Linked DNA regions of Homo sapiens: region 1 is linked to region 2. A link is a contact called in ENCODE Hi-C data. All regions are on one chromosome and are shown on one strand. Each heading gives the region's core, a stretch centred on a gene start or an enhancer-like site at or near the end of the contact. The rest is flanking DNA. Distances are from core to core; before and after follow the strand shown.

Evidence for each region. A loop is a pair of places that touch in the nucleus more often than their neighbours do. Pooled maps may share reads with other maps.
Region 1: a map with no recorded cell type shows a loop between it and region 2 (15-fold over the local background). The contact joins two enhancer-like sites. A Hi-C loop is called at or near these places in 2 of 37 single-sample maps with no recorded cell type and 2 of 50 pooled maps.

The regions. Positions count from the first base shown.
Region 1 is chrX:48,938,461-48,942,774 of GRCh38, reverse strand. All of the region lies in intron 2 of OTUD5 (OTU deubiquitinase 5), which reads left to right. Among named protein-coding and RNA genes, the nearest start is that of OTUD5, 17 kb to the left of the region's middle. RefSeq lists cis regulatory regions at 531-1,067, 206-1,406, 1,821-2,321, 1,496-2,646 and enhancers at 2,211-2,470, 3,601-3,650, 3,661-4,160. Within about 2 kb of position 3,019, at least 6 of the 41 ENCODE cell types and tissues checked have a DNase peak (open chromatin) inside an H3K27ac peak, as active enhancers do.
Region 2 is chrX:42,940,993-42,945,054 of GRCh38, reverse strand. It overlaps LOC105373188 (a long non-coding RNA gene), which reads right to left. Exons shown (of 5, transcript XR_949037.3): 4 at 3,592-3,676; 5 at 1-515. Among named protein-coding and RNA genes, the nearest start is that of PPP1R2C, 160 kb to the right of the region's middle. RefSeq lists a silencer at 488-547. Within about 2 kb of position 1,419, at least 7 of the 41 ENCODE cell types and tissues checked have a DNase peak (open chromatin) inside an H3K27ac peak, as active enhancers do.

The DNA.
Region 1 (4,314 bases), core at 1,770-4,269, 6.0 Mb before region 2:
GCATTTGTAAAACCCAGATGCCATTTTCACTGGTGCCTCAGAGTCACATGTGTTTGTTGAAAGGGTGGAGTGAATGGTCTCCTCTCTATTCTGCCAAGCAGAAGAGGCTCAGGCAATGGGCTCTATTGGACTGGGAAAAAACTTATCCCTCCTACCCCTCTGGCTCAAGTTTGTGTTTTCCCTGGGATGTTTCCCAGAGGAAGAGCTGGGTTTCGGGGCATCTTGGACAAAAGAAAGGCAAAGAAAGAATAGGTGGGGGCCTGTTAGGTGCTAGGCCCTGTGTTGAGACCTCAGGCTAGATGTGGGGTAAGCAGGGCTTCTGGTGGAGTTAGGATTAGAGAATGCAGCGGGCATCTGAGTCTTGGGCAGTCATTGAGGGTAAGCCTTGGGACTGGCTAGTGAGGACCTGGCTTGTGTAGTAACTCATATCAAGAGCCGTGTGTGTGTGTGTGTGTGTGTGTGTGTGTGTGTGTGTATCTAGCTAGCTGTTCTCTGTGTGTGTGTGTGTGTGTGTGTGTGTGTGTGTGTGTATGTGTGTGTGTATCTAGCTAGCTGTTCTCCCCAAATACCCCCGACCCTTGGGGCTAGCTAGTGAGGACCTGGCTTGTTGTAGTAACTCGTATCAAGAGCAGTATTTGTGTGTGTGTGTGTGTCTATATGTATCTAGCTGTTCTCCCCAAATACTCCCGACCCTTCCTCCCACTGGGGCCTTCAGTAAGGGGCCTCTACTTACAGGAAGAGCTGACCAGGGCAGGTTGAAGGCCTTTCCTTATCGGCACTATGGCTACACATTTCCCCTGACTGGGCTGCCTTTGGCTTTTCTCTGTAAAACCTCAGAAGTCCTCTGGCCTCTCCCCCGAAGTACATGGCCCTTGGTCTCTAGACCTTATCTGGAGGTTTCCTTGGTGCAGAGTGCATAATACATGTGCCTGGGAAGGGGACTTTGTCCCTGGGCTTTTTGCTGCCCCCGTTTCCAGCCTCGCCTGGATGGGGACAGATGGCAGTCAGCTTAGACTGTAGTGTGAAGCCCTACAGGCTGACTTCCTGCCATGTGTTGAATAGTGGAAGGAACGTGGAGCAGAGAGTTGGAGTTGGGCGGGGGCTGCAAACATAGAGGGCACTGTTTCCTTGACCCCTGCTGTGTGCTAGGCATTCAGCTGGGTGCTTCAGGCTCACTGCAAAACTTGGATCATTATCCCATGAGACAGGTGAAAAGATTGAAGCATAGAAAGGGAAATGACATGCTCAGGGCCATTAGCCAGAGCTGGCCTGGGAACCCAGAGGTGTCCAAAGGACACGCATTCTTTTTTTTTTTTTTTTTTTTTTTTTTTTTTTTTTTTTTGAGATGGAGTCTCCCTCTGTCGCCCAGGCTGGAATGTGCAGTGGCGTGATCTCGGCTCACTGCAACCTCTGCCTCCCGGGTTCAAGTGATTCTTCTGCCTCAGCCTCCTGAGTAGCTAGGATTACAGGCGTGCACCACCACACCTGGTTAATTTTTGTGTTTTTAGCAGAGATGGGGTTTCACCATGTTGGTCAGGCTGGTCTCAAACTCCTGACTTTGTGATCCACCCGCTTTGGCCTCCCAAAGTGTTGGGATTATAGGCATGAGCCACCGCATCCGGCCAGGACACATTCTTTTTATGATCCTAGGATCCTTAGCTTCTTAGCTTGGTTGTCAACTGGCTGGATGACCTTGGCTGTGTTCCTTGACTTCTCTGGACCTTACCTCCTCCAAGTAGGAGCACGTGGCCCTCTGTTGTTGGGAGTCTTGAGGCAGGTGGCTTTCTGCCTTCTGTTCCCCTGGATTATCTTCCTATAGGGTCCTACCATTTGCTTTAGAGACTTCTGAGAATTGCCTACTCCCCAGGTAGCTGCCTGCCTGCCATTGGTTCCCCTGAGTTAAGCAATATCCATTGCTTGCGCTCAGTTCTCTCCCACCTCCTCTTATTGGGGATTCATGAGCATCATTGAAGGCTTGGGTGGAGTGGAGGTGGGAACCTGAGCCTCAGAGGTATCCTGTGGCCCACCCTGTCCCTGTTATGCTCAGATAACCTCCTCCTGGAAACATGACTCTGCATCTCTCCCTTGCTCCCTCCCTCCATGTGGCTTTGACTCAGCAGAAACCTCTAACCCTGACCAGGGTCCTGGTGCTAGCTTCTGTGGGCAGAGTGAAGGCCACATGGTTGTTTCTACATGGGCCATGGGGGAGTGGCAAGGGCTGTGCATGTTACCACGATGAGGCCCAGAAACATTAGCTAGGCCCACTCTTCTGGGCCTTTTGGTCTTGGAACATCAGCACTAGGAGGGATGGATCTGAGATCAATTTTGATTGTTTTATAAATGGGGAAACTGAGGCCTCAAGAGAAAGCCAAGACCCTACCCTATCTAGGTCATACAACCAGTGTCAGAACATTGGTATTTGAGGTTGAACCAGGCCACAGAAAGAAGATTCCCACGGGCCATTTCCTGTACACCAGCTTCCTTCAGCCTCTCCCGTGTATCCTTCAGGTTTCTCATCCTTGCAGTGGGAATCCTTGAGCAGAGGAGCACACATCTCAGGAACCAGACTATCCAGTGGGATGAGTTCTGTCTCTCCCACTGAGGGTATGCTAGTTGGGGTAGTTGGGGCTACAGACCAGGTCACACCACAGCTGCTTGACAGGCAAGTGAGACCTTTGTCCTGGCTCATCTCCTCAGGAGATTGGTTCTCAGTGGGGCCAGGGTTCCCACTGGACCAGGAGGGTAGTGGGGAGCAGACCAGGTCCCTGTCTCCCTCTGCAGCTGTGTGTACACACGTTAGTGTGGTTTGTTTTTAGGTTCCCTGTAGACACCTAGCTTCCTTTTTTGCCCTTAGCGGAACTTGCTGTGGCTCTTCTGGGAGGCAGGCAGCTACCTGGGGAGTAGGCAGTTCTCAGATGTCTCTAAAGCAAATGGTAGGACCCTATAGGAAGATAATCCAGGCTCTCATGTCTTGCTTCTTAACATAAATCTGGGTACATTATTGGTTACATTACATTAGTTACATAAGGACTTCCCCCGGGCAACAGAGGAGAGAGGTTGAGGCTAGTCTGTTAGAGCTCTTGGTTATTTCCCCTGCCCTCCACCTACCCTGCCAGAGGCCAGGAAGGAGGTTGGTGGGGTAGGGGGTCCCTCAGTTTATAGAGCCTCACATCTTCAGTCTTTCCTGAAGTGGCAAGGGCATCTACTCATTGAATGTGATAGTTCTCTGTTGTGGGATTTGTTGGGTGAGCATTTGGCCTCAGGGAGCATCTTTGGCAGTCTCTGCTGTATGTGTATACACATGTGCATTTCTATACTGGTGTCTCTGTGTGTCCAGAAAAAGGAAAGAAGTGGGGTGTGTATGGGGAGGGTAAGGTTCATATTGGCCTCTGTGGCCCTAGGGAGAGATGCAGCCCCTGATATCTATAATCTCTGCCCTCTCCCATGCCTTTCCTGGGTTCTAGCTGATTCCTGCTTGTGCTGGTGTGGAAACTGAGGCACACAAGATCAGGTCCTGCCCCAGGGAGTAAGGTGACTAAGATGGTGGCTGGATTGGGGTGAAGGTGGTAATATCAGCTGGGGCCAGCAGTTACCCTTTGAGAGCCTGGCCTCCCCTTCACTCCCCCTAAATCTGTGATCCCAGGCAAGCTTTGCCACATTTCTGTGTCTCCTGGGTAAAGTAAGAGTGTTTTGGTAAGGATAGAATGAGTTGGAGTGTGAAAAGTCTTTGGTGTGGGACCAATTGTAGTATTGTACTGAGGATTTCTGAGCCCTGTTTGAGATGGGAACAGAGGTAGAATGGTGGGGGACCCCCTTCCAGCTGGCCTCTGGGAGGGGAGAACAGGTGCAGATTGCCCACAAGTGCAGCGTCAGCAAGAGGAGGAGTTTCAGTTTCTATCAAAACAAGTTCTCTGAATTCCCCTACCTCTGCAGGTCATCCCCCCAACCTCAGACCCCTCCACAGGGAAGTCAAGCCTGGCCCCCAGCCCTGTGTGCCAGCCTTCTGGGAAGAGGAGGGCTTTCTGGAGGACAGAGGTGGAGCTAGGAAAGTCAGAAAAACGAATTCTTTTTTTTTTTTTTGAGACAGAGTTTCGCTCTTGTTGCCTAGGCTGTAGTGCAGTGGTGTGATCTTGGCTCATTGCAACCTCCACCTCCCGGGTTCAAGCGATTTTTCTGCCTCAGCCTCCCAAATAGCTGGGATTACAGGCATCCACCACCCTGCCTGGCTAATTTTTTGTATTTTTAGTAGAGATAGGGTTTCACCATGTTGGCTCGGCTGGTCTTGAACTCCTGACCTCAGGTGATCCACCTGCG
Region 2 (4,062 bases), core at 170-2,669:
TTTGAGCAAACTATCTTGTAATGGCTTTCTCATATGTCACCTTGTCTAGGCTGAATTGCATTTCCCAGAATTTTTTCTCTTGTTTGTTTTGAGTTGAGGTAAGACATAGGGAAGATTCTTGAGACATTTAGAGGCTGAAAGAGAAGCAGTGGCCATTTTGTGGCTCACACATATTGTTGCTGATCTGTAGATTCACCCTACTGGTGTGAAGCAGCATCTGATTCTGTGGCTGCTCTACCTGCCGCTGATATTCTTTCAGCTTCTCAGACTCCTAGACCAGGGGTGTGTGTTTCACTTTGTGACAAAGGGCCCCACTTCTGCTGGATACCCTCATTACCAAGGTTAGAGGCAACAAGAATGAACACAGGTTTTAGTCCTTCTCCACGGAGTTCCAGCTTAAGCTTGTTGGTTCCAGCCTGCTTGTGTTTTTCCTTTTCTGACTGCCATCCCTGTGATCTTGAAGCCTCAGCATCATGTGTGAGAAAACAGCCATACAGAGACTGCTTAGCCAGCTCCTACAATTGCATAAGGCCAATTCCGTATAACCAATTTCTCTCTCAGATAGAGGAAGAGATACATATAGCTATAAATAAAAATATAGATAATATAGAGATACCAGTAGTTCTCAGCTGGAGGCAATTTTCACCCTCAGGGAACATTTGGCAGTGTCTGCATACGTTTTTGGTTGTTACAACTTGGTGGAGGGTAGAGAGTTGTGCTACTGGCATATAGTGAGTAGAGGCCATAGATAAACCCACAATTCACAGGACTGTCCCCCACCCTCACACCCCAACAAAGAATTATCCAGCCCAAAAGTCAATAATGCCACTCTGCAGAATATCTGATATAAATATAGAGATCTAGATAGATACTAGTTTTTGCTTCTCTGATTAAATGCTAACTGATACAGATTTTAATACCAAGAGTGGTTCCAGGGGGATAGAATCTTAAGTATGAATTCTCTGACTTGGTTTTGAGTCTTCTCTAATATGATTAAATTTAAAAGCACTAATGAGTCTACTTCTAGCAGTAAGAAGGGCACTGGTAGTCAATGGCATGATGTGGCAATAGAGATACACAAAATATCCCCACTGGTTACTGTTAGGGTCCACCCAACTGGACTGTTTCCCCCTCCCATAGATCTAAGCCCCAAAGGCCAAAAGCAAAACACCCTACCCCAAACCCTCCTGTAACTGTTTGACCAGAGGCCAGCTGCTCCAGGATGTGGTTAAGACATCTACCTTGCACAACAGAACTGGCAAGAAAAACATCTCCAGGAAGTGGTCAGACACCTGGCACAAAGGACCCCCCCCCCGCCCCGTCTCTTTTCTTTTTCCTTCACCTTGACCCAGTTCTACACCCTATAAAACCTTGCTATAGCCTGTAAGTGGGGCTGCCTCCTCTGCTTTTGTCAAGAGGTGGCCTGGCAGGACTGACAATAAATCAGCTTGCCTGAACTTGGGTCTATTGGCCTCATTCCTTTCTCGGCCATCCTTCCAATTATCCCTTACAGTTACTCCTAATCAAACACTTACAGAAGACAAGGTTCTGGGTGACCATGTATTTGATGCCTTAGCACATTTTAGTCAAACCAAGGAGTACAATGAGGTTGGCTGTTTGCTCCTAACTGCGTGGGAGAAAGTAGGGAAAGGATAGGCTCGGGAATTTGAATTATCAGCTCAAAGTCCACATAAAGAAACTGAAAGCTTCTGTTTGCCCTGAAAGAAATTCTTATCTTCCTTCCATAGCCACAGGGCCCTGAAAACCAAAATTCAGAGTCTCCGCCCTGCCAGTGGCTGAATGATGCAAAGTGATTTCTCAGCCTTGTAGCCTCTGTATGAATATAAAGCTGGAATGGGATCCTATGGGCAGATTCTCACAAAGCTGGGGACTCTAACCCCTGAGTTCTGCTGAGCCTTTTTTGCCAGTAGAAGCAGCCTTTCTACTCCTGTCTTGAGAAGATTGGCCCTCCTTTGCCTGCCTTTCCTGAGGTAGTTGACTGGTAAGGCACTGCTGATCCTCTTTAAGACCTACCCCCACCACCTCTCTTTGCTTCTAAACCTATAACTTACCTGAAGTCCCAGCGGGCTCAGAGGGGTAAAGTACAAAGTGTAACCCATGAGGAGCTGCTATGCATACCAAAAGCATTGTACAGTTTTATCACTTTATATAGTCAGAAACCTGGGGGATATGCATAGGAATCAATTTTAAAGATATGGAGTCAAAGTGAAAGGAAAATGAAGTTGGATTGGGCAGAATTAGTTGATATGGGCCTGTATTCATCAGCTTGGCGTGCCATAACAAAATACCATGGGCAGGGTGGCTTAAATAACAAAAAAATTATTTTCTTACAATTTTGGAGGATTGAAGTTCAAGATCAAGGTGCCAACAGGCTTAGTTTCTGTGGAGGGCACTTTCCAGCTTGCAGATGGCTACCTTCTTACTGTACCTTCACATGGTCTTTCCTCTGGGCATTCACGTGGAGAGAGAGAGAGACAGCGCTGATGTCTCTTCCTTTTCTTATAAGGACATCAGCCCTATGGAATTAAGGCCTCACCCTTATGACCTCATTTTACTTAATTATCCCCATCTCCAAATATAGTCACATTGGGGGTTAGGGTTTCAACATACACATTTTGGGGAGGAGGCAACAATGCAGTCCATAACAGGGCCAACTAAGCAAATATTCTAGATTCAGTGTTTCAGGTTGAGGGGCTTGACAGTTTACTTGGTTGGTTGGCTGAAACATGGACCCAAAAGTGACCTACAATAAATGAAATCAAAATATGCCAGAACTTTTGGGGTATACTGTAGAGGAAGATATCTAAAGGCTTAGAAACATTTGAATGTTGGAGTGTCTTTATCATATAAGACCTACTCATTCACCTTGAGAGGGCTCTCAGAACACACCCTTTACCCTGGCTATGAGAAATAAATCTGTAAGGGGAGCTCCAGCATCCTTGATGAGCTTTGTGCTGACTATTCATTATAGACCAGAAATTATCATGGGAACTGCTACCATAAACTAGGATCCCTAAATGTAATAACAATGATAGACTCTTGAGACGACAAAGGCCAAGTGGCAGTGGCAGCACTTAATTGCCTTTGTAAATTGAATTGTGTTCCCTCAAAAAGATATGTTGAAGTCCTAGCCCCCAGTATTTGTGAATGTGACCTTATTTGAAAATAGGATCTGTGTAGATATAATTAAATTAAGATGAGGTTGTAATGGATTAAAGTGGTCTTTAATCTAATGACTGGTGTCCTCATAAGAGGGAAATTTAGACATAGAGATGCACAGGAAGAATGCTGTGTCATGACGAAGGCAGAGGTTGGAGCAAAGCAGTTGCAAGCCAAGGAATGCCAAGGATTGCCAGCACTCATCAGAAGCTAGAAGAGAGGTATGGAATAGATTCCCTTTCAGAGCCTCAGAAAGAACCAACCTTGCTAACACCTTGATTTCAGCCTTCTAGCCTCCATAATGTGGGAGAATAAATTTCTATAGTTTTAAGCCACCCAGTTTGTGGTACTTTATTATGGCAAACCTAAGAAACTAATACAAATTGCCTAAGACAAGATTAGTATAGTTACCATAATTGCCAGCAGAGTCAAAGCAGTGATTAGAAGAGTCTGGCTCCCAGAAATCTTTAGTGTTGGCTGGTTGATCACAGTGCCTCTAAAAAAAAAATAGATGGACAGTTTACTAAATTCTTACTTGATCTATATAAGCAGAACAGATCTAGCCTTAGTGAACGGAAGCCTTACTTGAATCCCTAAAATATGATAACCCTTGAGTCAATTCCCAGATTTGAGCCAGTTCACCAACCTAAAATTGATTGAACAAAGGGGAGATCGGGCCCACTTGAGGAAAGAGCCTAATACACTGCCACAAATTTATTCTATTAGTCTTCCTACTAGCCTTCCCCAGAGTTACTTGCAGACTTTTACTATTTACCTAGGTGATTATACATTTGGGAAGGGGAAATAATCAGTCTTTGGGGGAATTACTAGATGCTGGCTCTGAATTGACACTAATTCCTGAAGACCCAAAATGTCACTGAT